Linked DNA regions of Mus musculus: region 2 is linked to region 1. A link is a loop called in an ENCODE intact Hi-C map of the cell type or tissue named here. Cell type or tissue: heart. All regions are shown on one strand.

Region 1 (5,000 bases):
TCTGGGAGACAAAGGGTACTTACAGCCAAGTCCCAGGTGCTATAATCAGGGTCAGCACCACCCACCCACATCTGACTGGTAGGGAAGACATGCAGGACCTAGAATGTTATTCTCATGGAGTAAGAACTCTATCTTCTGGGAAAGAGGAGTGCTGAAATACGGGGGAAACTGCTACAAAGTAACTACATCGAGACTGAAGCCGAACCCTGTGTTTCTTCTCTCATAACCTGAGGAATCACTCTAGAGAACACCCCTCAACTAAGTCAACTAAGCAGTGCAGAGCAGAACTCCACAAGCCCAGTTCAGAGACTGTCAGCAGTGCAGGTGTGGGCTGGGCGGGGTGAGAACGCCAGCAGGAGACTCTAGTAGGATGAGGTAGAGGCTGTCCTGAGGTTAGTTAGGGTGAGGGCTGTGTATCCCAGAATACAGCTTCTGAATGTCTTTGAACTAAATGTTTTAGATGAACGAGTTGCACATTATACAAATTATGTCTTGATAAACATGTTTAAAACACAGCTGTAGTGTTATGTATTACATTTGTATGTGTGGTGTGTGAGCAGGTGTGTATGTGTGTGAGTATGTGAGTGTGTGCATGTGTGTATGTGAGCATGTGTATGTGTGAGCATGTGTATGTGAGAGCATGGGTATGTGTATGAGAGAGAGCATATGTGTGTGAGCATGTGTGCTGTGTAAGCATGTGTGTGTGTGTGTGTGTGAGTGTGTGTGAGAGAGAGAGAGAGAGAGAGAGAGACAGCACCTGTATGGAGGTCAGATGACAACTTTCAGGACTCACTTCTCTTATGTAGGTTCTAGGGATTGAACTCTGGTGACCAGGCTTATGAAGCGATCTTGCCAACCCTAAAAACATAAATAAAACATACACAGGACACTTCCTCATCACCTTGGAAAAGGCTAGCAGATGCTCCTGTGGGGGAAGGGAGAATAAAGGGGAAAGGATGAGGTCTTGTCAATTCTCCTGCAGCTGGTGCGCAGATGGGAGCATGTCCCTTGTGGAGCTTCTAAAAAGATCCTGGGGAAAAAAGAAAGAAAGAAAGAAAGAAAGAAAGAAAGAAAGAAAGAAAGAAAGAAAGAAAGAAAGAAAGGGAAAAGAAAAGAAAAGAAAAGAAGAAGAGGAAAGGAGAGGAGAGGAGAGGAGAGGAGAGGAGAGAAGAGAAGAGAAGAGAAGAGAAAAGAAAAGAAAAGAAAAGAAAAGAAAAGAAAAGAAAAGAAAAGAAAAGAAAAGAAGAGAGGGCACAAAGGCAAGACTTTCCCCCATGGCCCCTGTGGTGGTTTGAATAAGAATAGGTTCATATATTTGAATGCTCAGTCATCAGGGAGTGTTACTACTACTTGAGAAAGATTAAGAGGCATGGCTTTGTTGGAGTGGGTGTGGCCTTGTTGGAGGAAGCGTGTCCTGGGGATGAGCTTTGAGACTTCAAACGCCCAAACCAGGTCCTGTGTGTTCTTCCTGCAGCTTGCAGATCCAGATATAGAACTCTCCACTACTTTTCCAGCACCATTTCTGCCTGTGTGCCTCCCTGCTTCCTGTCATAATGGCAATAGACTAAACTTCTGAAAGAGTTGCTGTGGTCATGGTGTCTCTTCACAGCAATAGAACAGAGCCTAAGACAGTCCCCCGTGGGAAATGAAAAGTCCATGCCCAGAAAGAATTTGAGGGCATGGACTCGTGCCACCCAGAAGCACTTGGGAAGTCTGCATGAGGCAAGGGTCACCAGGTTCCCTCATATGAGATGGCTGAATTACCCAGAGGAGGCCACCATTACCTGACATCCAAACAGTGGGGGAAGAGTCTCATCCAAAATCTAAGGTCCATTTTAACCTCAAAAAAAAGCCAGACCACGCCCACTCTGAGTCAGGATGGGGCTGTCCTGGCTCCAGTCCCATGCGTTATCCTAAGACCATGTGTGTTACGGAGAGGACCCACATCTGTAATGGGAACGTACAAATGGTTGGTGCAGAGCATCATGTCCTCCCATGCTTCGTGGATGAGAGGCATCAAGAGCGCTGCCTTCTCAGCTGTGGTCCTACTCAGCCCTGGTATGCCTACGGCGCCCAGCTCCAGCAAAGGAACGTTGGATAGGGGTGATGGTAAACCTGGGGTTTCTCCAATTGCCCACCAATCTGGGAAAGAGCCTGAGAAGTTGCTTGTGCAATCTCCTTATCATCCAGCAGGTGGCAGTGTGGCACTACAGGTGGCAGTGTGGCACTGCAAAACTCTGCCTCTCCTTGCAGCTCGCCTATTGCAAGTTGGTTTGCAGTTTGTTTGGTTTGTTGGTTTTGATAGGATCTCATATGTATCTCTGAATGTCCTGAAACCCACTGTGGAGACCAGGCTGGCCTTGAACTTAGAGATCCACCTGCATCTGTTTCACAAGTGCTGGGTTTAAAGGCAAGTGCTACCACACCCAGCCATCTTGCCTATTACAAACAGGTGGCTGGCAACCATGCCTGTCCCCAACCTAACCCTTCAGAGCTGTGATGGATGCAACTGAATGTTCTCAATTAACTGGATGTCTCCATTTCTTTTTCGTCTCTGTGATAAACACTCTGGCAGAAAGCAACTTGCAGAAGGGTGGGTTTTAGTTCATGGTTCAAGGTAGAGTCCATCGTGTGAGAAAATCGAGGTGGCGGGAGCTTGAAGCAGATGACCACATCATACACACAGCCAGAATAGGAGAGCAACTGATGCTTATATCACTCTCTTCATTTAACAGCCCAGGATCCCACCCCAGGGCACAGTAGACCTGCCTTCTCAGCCTACCGTCATGACCAAGATGTCTCCTACAGAAATACTCAGCTATACCTCCCAGGTGATTATAGATTCTGTCAGACAACTAACATTAGTCTTCTAACTGGAGGACATCTACTCTCCTGGCTGGGCAGTTTAGAAAGCTCAGAGTCTATCCCTCATAGACCCAGGTTGTATCTTTAATGCAAATCAATAGCAGTCATTGTTAAAGCAAAGCTTGAAGACCCACCACATCCATGGCCATGGCCTAGAGTTTAGTGCACCCTGCTGACACCCCACTCATAACAATATCCACTCCACATCACCCAAGAGCCTCCCATTCAGCATGGCCACAGGAGCCGTCCTCCACCCACAGGCTGAGACCTGGATCCGTGCAAACAGCGCTCTCTTCCTAGCCTCCCACACTGCTTTGGTCAGGCTCTGGAAGCTCTACTGGACTGGAGCAGACAAGTGCAATGCTGTCCTCCCCTTCCAATCTATGCAGTTGCTGCCACAGGGGCAGCTTCAAAACTACTCTCTTGGGATGTCATTCTGGAGGCCAACCTCCCTGTCATCCAAGGAGACAGACTCCCCTGAACAGCTTCAGGGGCTTGTGCTACTACTGTGTGCCTTTCCATCTTTGCATCCCAATGGCCCCATTATTCCTCTTGTAGATCTTGTCTCTTGTTGCCTGAAGTGATCCATAGCCTCAGGACTGCCAACTCCCACCCATACCACCATCAGCCCAGGGACAAGTACTTGGAAAAGGACTCTTAGAAGCACCTCATTCTTTGGGCCAGGATGTCCTTCTAGGTGATACCTGCCCTCCACAGTGTAGCTGGCCACATGGTGAACTAGTTCTGGCAGTCAAGAAGATGTTGTCTGGTTTCTTTCTTTTCCAGGCCCAGAGCAAAGTCTGATGTTCCTTAAGCACATATGTGTTTGTATCTGTGTTCTTGCATACTGGTGATGACATAGAGTTCCTGGAACCTTCCAGAAAACACATGGCTCTCACCGACACTCACTTCACAAGTGTGCCTCTAGCATCTATGCGCTCTTAGAGAGTGCCCAACAACTGAATAATTTCTTTTTCTGGTGAAACTCAGAACAGAGTTGGAAGCCAGGGAGACCCCATCTCTTACCATATTGAAGAGAATCGACCTCTTGCTGAAACCACAGAGCCCTAACAAGTTCATACCTTGGAGGACTTCTCAAAAAGCACCAAGCCCCTCAGCAGCCTTCATGTTTGGGGCTTTAGTTGACAAATATGAAGGGCCAGCCTGCAGCCTGCAGCTCCTCATGTTCTTTAGGTAGAAAGGGAGCCTTCAGCACTAGGTGGTACCAGAAACTCAACCTGCTCTGCCTTTCCTAACCTCAGAGAGTTTGAGTCTCCAATAAGGCAGAGACTTTGGCTTCGTGGCTCCCATACTAGGAAAGATGAGCCAGCCCCTAGCACAGCCCCTGCTCCTGAGTGTGTAACAACATAGGAACCAGACACTCAGGACCAGCCGGAGCACAGGAAGCACCAGGCTCTAGATTATCTGTTGTGTGGGGAGGGGTCTGGGCTGAGACTGAAGCCTGGGCAGGTGAAGTCAACCCCAGTTCCTCACTTACAAGAAGGAACCTGGACACTTCTACAGCGACCTCTGCTCAGCCCTCACTCCCCAGCCAAAACAGAAAATCCATCATACTCTTCCCCCCAGGACAAGACTGGGAATCCTTCACCTCAGAAGTCGAGGGAAACGTCTGTCTGTCCTAAGCAAAAGGTTTCATCCCAAACGCGGGAGCCACACTGGAATACACCTGTCAGGAGAACTTTGTGTTGAGGCGACAGACAGAAGGGACCGACGACCTGCCGCCTACAGGAAGATGATTTGATTTGGTTCAACTCGCAAGGATACGGAGACCTGGAGGAGAACCCAGCTGGGAGCTCCCGCTCAGCGCGCAGCTCCTGCGGATGGGGTCTCAGAACAAGGCAAGACTGGAGCTTTGGGAAAGTGACCCCGTAGGAAACAAGAAATGGCAGTTGAGGGGCCAAGAAGCAGGCAAAGCGCCCTCAGGTTCCGCGGCTCCCATCTTCAGGCCCGTGGGTCCGCATAGAGGGTGGAGCGGGGCTGGGAAGATGCCGGCAGCAGGTCCCCTCTGATTGGACGGCGTGAAGTCCCATCGGGAGCCTCAGCAGCTTAAAAACGAAGCCAATACGAGTGGGAGGTAGAGCGGCCCCGGCCGGCCACGCGCCTTGGTGAGAAGG
Region 2 (5,000 bases), 430 kb after region 1:
CGGGTGGTGAGCACACAGGCAGCCCTCAGGACACTGCAAAGGCATGAGGGAGTCTAAGGGTGACAAAGGCAGAGGAGACGCAGATATCCCATCGTGTCCTCACTTTCCATGATGTAGCCGCATGTTCTGCGTGGGGCCAGGAGATGCTAACCCAGCTGGAGGACAAGGAGCCTTCTTGCCCAGTGTTCCAAAGGTTGGTGTTTTCTCCACCAACCCACTCTGTGCCACTCTGGACCTAGGAGCCTATTCAAGCCCACATGACCAGTGCCCTCCAGAGCTCCCCAACAGGGAAGCAACAGGCACGTCATACTCACTCCCCCTCCCCACAAGGCCGCTCCCACCCCTGAGAACGCTTGGCCCATCCAGCTGCCTTATCTTGTCTCACAGTCAGACCACCCACCAAAAGCCCAGGCCAGGAGCCAGAAGACAAGATACAGCCCACCGTCCCCACCAAGCCCACATTCCCATTATATCCTGACTCTTGCTGTCTGTGTCCTCTGCCTGACAACTCACACCTCTGGTATCAGGGGGGCAGCATCCAGAGGACCCGAAGGGTCTGCTGATAAGATCGCAGCCTCCATCCAGAGCCTGAGAGGTCTCTGATACGGTGACAGGCTGAGAGGGATGGGATGCCATTACACAGGACACCTGGGGCTTGAGCGGTCCAGAGAATAGAAGCCATGTGTGGAAAGACCTGAGGCAGAAGCACACTTAGCCACAGACACACCCTCCCCCGCCTGGCAACAAATCCCCCCTCCCGGTGGTGTCTGGGATTTAGCTCTGCCATTCCTGATAACAAGGAGCCACCTATCAAGTAGGTGACCAGACTGTAGACTGTGGGAAAGTCATCTGAAGAATCTCATCCTCTGCAGACAGGCAGCCTGTGGCGTGGGACGGCTCCGGGTGGTAAGCGCGACAGATTCCCCACATTCAGGGGGCCTGGTAGTTTCCAAATTTTAACTGTAAAATGTTCCCATGGGGAAGTGCCTAAGAGGCGGGGACTCGGTGACAGGGTCTGTCCTAGATCAGGGCATACCTCGGTATGTTTCAGGCAGGTCAACCTAACACTGCCCACACTTGGTCCCAGGGAGCAAGGCTGTTGGTCCATACACATCCTTGCATATCCTCAGAAGTCAGGAGGCGACCACAGAGCCAACAGGTAACTAGACAGCCAGTTCCTGGAGGTTGTGATGGGAAGTTGGGGTACGCAGCTCATAGCCAAGGCTCCTAGCAGGGTTAAGCAAGGAGTGGAAGGAAGTCCGCCACCAGAAGAGAGGGGTGGCCAAAGGATCCCCAGGGAAATGAAGGAGGGACCTGTGGGACCCTGAATGTTGGAGCCTTCAGAGCCTTCCCATCTACTCAAGTATCTTCTTCAAGGAAGGGTTGAGGGGCAGTATACTGGAGGCCCTGTGCCCTCTGCACTTTGCAAGATCTGGGGACCTGAACCAGCAGAACACTTTCTGCTCAAGAGAGCTGACCCTGCTGGGCACCTCCTGCCAGACCACTGTCTCCCGGGATGGCTCTGCACGCTGTGCTTTTCCCTCGTTCTACTTCCAACACTGGAGGCCCCACCCAGGCCAGGTGATCCCCACCCAGAGCCAGGAGAGTTGGCTCTGCCTACCCTATCTACTTAGAGGCCCTGAGGCTGCTTGTGTACCTGGCCTCATTTTGGGGGCTCTCACTAGGGCACATTTGTGACTTAGAGCCACACCTGGAGTGAGAAAGACTCAGGACTCCTCAAGCTGTCGCAGCTGTCAGATACCACGAGCAAAGGCACATGAGCCACCCAGAATCAAAGAGAAGATTCTGGTCCTGGAGCTACATGAAGAGTATCATGTAGCCAAGAAGCCCTAAGTGCTACATCACGGGCCAGTTTTTAGTAGGACTGGGGTTTCTGAATGACAGCTCCAACCATAAGGAGATACCACTTACTCACACCACCACCAGCAGACACATCAACCTAGACACACACACACGCACACGCACACGCACACGCGCGCGCACGCGCACGCACACGCACACACACACACACACACACACGCACGCACACGCACACGCGCGCGCGCACACAGAATAGTAATCACACACTATGCACTGATGCCTCCAGTGGCATGCCTCAGGCTGCCCCCTGTTGGTGAGATGTTGCACTTACACCAGGAACACTCGCCAGCCCCTTCCAGGCTTTTGAGCAACCTGGTAAGGATCCACACTCTCCATTCTGAATTTTGTGACACTGTGGGGCACTGCTGTGAGCCTGCTTGCTCTAAACATCTCTGCCGTCCAGGTTCAGGGGCCTGGAACCCTCCAGACTACACCCCAAGGATGTTCGCATAGCTAAAAATGTTTCCTTCACACAGTGCTCTATAATAAATGAAAAGCTACAAAAAGCTTCCTAAAATTTTCCTTTTGTAAAAACACAGGCACCAAAGGGATTGGGCTGTCTGGCTGTACTTCAGAACGTGATCTGCATGGTAGCGTGATGGAGCACACCTGTAATCACACACAGCTCTGAGGCAGGAGAATGGTGAGCAAAGCTAACCTGGACAACCTAGTGAGACCTTGTCTCAAGAGACTCAGGTCCGGTGGCTCATATTTGTAATCCATCACCGTGGAGGCTGAGGTAGAACTGCAGGTTTGAGGACAGCCAAGGCTACAGAGTGAGACCCTGCAGCAAAAACAAATAAAAGAAAACTAGGCTTCTGCCTGCAACCACCATGTCTGAGAGTCACATCCAGGGACCTGAGCCATCAGAATGTGCAATCAGGGCCACACTGCTGGACCAGCATATTCAGACTGTCTCACACAGTGTTCCCAAGGGCTAGAGTGCACCATACAGGACATGCAGTGAAACTCTGGGGTTGAAACTGTCGCTGAAGGAGTTCCTGGAACAGTCTGCAAACAAGATCAAAAAGGAGGATGTGGTACTGGCAAACAGCTGTCCAGGGAGGGAGAGCCAGAAGGGTGAACCAGACCTTTGGTCTCTTCCCACCTTGTGAGGATGCGGTCACCCCACCCTATCCTCATCAGCCATCCTCTGGATGACTCCTCGTCCCAGAAACTGCCTGAGCCAACATTAACTCAGAATTCATAGTTGGGTTCCTACCACTGTAGACAAAGACGAAGTGTGTCTCAACGCTGATTTGGGGAGCTGGGCATATAACTTAGTGGAAGATTGCTTGCCCAGCATGAGTGAAGCCCTGGGTTCCATCCCAAATATTAAATAAATCAGGTGTGCTAACACATGCCTGTAATAAAAAAGATCTCTGATTCTCCCTCCTAGTGGTCTCCTGGGTGATCCCCCCTGGTGATCCCTCTACATGGAGCTCCGACTTTCAGTCACCCATAGTGACTGTATCTGGCACCAGTCTTGGGGCAGGCAGATGTGCACCCCCTTTTCTTCATTACTCTCATTGCAAAGCTGGCTTTGTAGAAAGAATGGTTCCTCCTTCAGCCTCCCCTAAATGCACTTGGAAGGAATAACAGCAGCGGAAAAGTCTATGCTGAATGCAAGCAGGCCCCTCAGGCCACACCACCAGGACCACAGCAGAATGCTCAGAGTGGCAAGCACTAGACAGCGAAGGAAAGGTCTTGGGTTTCCCCAGGCTCGGGCTTTTTCCCTGGACCCTTCCTTTCTTCCTTCTCTGCAGAGCCCTGGGTGGGTTACACTGAACGTCACATAGATTCTCCTCTCTGTTCAAGGCTGTCTCTCCTGCTCCTCAGCTCTCCTGCTTTAACACAGAGATCCTATCTCCTGCTTCAAGAATTCAACTGCTCGGGGCTGGAGAGATGGCTCAGCAGTTGAGAGCACTGACTGCTCTTCCAGAGGTCCTGAGTTCAATTCTCAGCAACCACATGGTGGCTCACAACCACCTGTAATGGGATCCAATGCCCTCTTCTTGTGTCTGAAGACAGCTACAGTATACTCATATACATAAAATAGATAAATAAATCATAAAAAAATTATAAAAATTCAACTGCTCAAAGATGAGGTATGTATTGGCGCTACTCCACCATCCTGCCTTCTGGGTCTGGGTGAGGTGGAAGGGTGTTTGGCTTCCTAGAGGCAGGGATGAGACTGGGACTCAGCAATGCTGGAAGAAGGAACAGATATGAACATCATCCTCTGTACATATACATGTAACTACGGTTGCACGGATGTGCCCTTGGTACACATGTAATAGCAGCAGAAAGCAGAAACCTGCTTCCACGTCAGCTGCCTGGTGCCAGCGTGAGATGCAGCCATCAGGAGGCAGGATGGTCTACTGCCTCTGTGTGCTGCTATCCCAGCAGTGTACAGTGACATCGAAGCTATAGCCTGAAGTAGGCATTCATGGATGAAATGTCTACGGTCATGAAGTTTCTAAGACAATGTGTACATGACAAGCTGGCTGTCAACCTTCACGGCTAGCCTTGGGGAGAAAGAATTATGAACAACTGGCATTCAGCTTCCCTTTGCTGTCTGTCCAGAGGGGAGCCCTGCATCCCCTAGGGTCCCACTAGAGCCTATAATAGCCAAGACAGCTGCCACATGATAGGCAGGGCTGGTCGCCTGCTCACATCCTCCAAGAACCCTAGTATTATCTCCTAACTTACATTTCAGGAGGGCAATGTCACCATAGTCAGTGCTGTATGTCCCTGGACATTTCTGATTTCCATGCTGGCCAAAGTCAACATGACTCCTCATGTGGTGCTGGGTTTCCAGTCTTACTCTACTGCCCCCTGGTGGTCCTTCTGAACCAAAGGGGCTTCTGTGAGGCATCAGGAAGGCCAGTGCTTCCTCAGGTATTGAATACCACAGAACTTTTGACCTTGGCCCCTCCCCTGATGGACTTAAAGACTAGGCAACATTCCTGATTGACCCCAGGCCCATCTTGATAGTGTCATTAGTCCAGTCTTGGTGGCGGATAGTGAGCTGACCTCCCCATTCCTATAAATCCCAAGGTGTCCAAGACAGGTCTCTAAGTAGAGAGGCATCAAGATATTCAGGACAGAGTCACTGC

The links. Hi-C counts contacts between places; a loop is a spot of excess contacts. Peaks named below come from ENCODE experiments on the same cell type or tissue, not always from the same donor. Only the 100,000 strongest peaks of a DNase experiment are listed, where the experiment ranks them.
Region 2: a loop joins it to region 1, with 5 times the contacts of the local background. A loop is called at or near these places in 4 of 42 quality-filtered maps.

What each region holds. Positions count from the first base shown.
Region 1 is chr2:180,776,863-180,781,862 of GRCm38, reverse strand. Bhlhe23 (basic helix-loop-helix family, member e23) reads left to right here and starts at 4,963. Exons shown (of 1, transcript NM_080641.5): 1 at 4,963-5,000. In heart, a CTCF peak has its summit at 2,181 (motif pointing right); a DNase peak (open chromatin) is centred at 2,212; H3K4me3 peaks cover 300 bases; H3K27me3 peaks cover 4,743 bases.
Region 2 is chr2:180,350,616-180,355,615 of GRCm38, reverse strand. No RefSeq gene overlaps it. Among named protein-coding and RNA genes, the nearest start is that of Gm52543, 6.6 kb to the right of the region's middle. In heart, CTCF peaks have their summits at 2,135 (motif pointing left) and 4,730 (motif pointing left); no DNase peak of the experiment used is centred here; H3K4me3 peaks cover 952 bases; H3K27ac peaks cover 1,823 bases.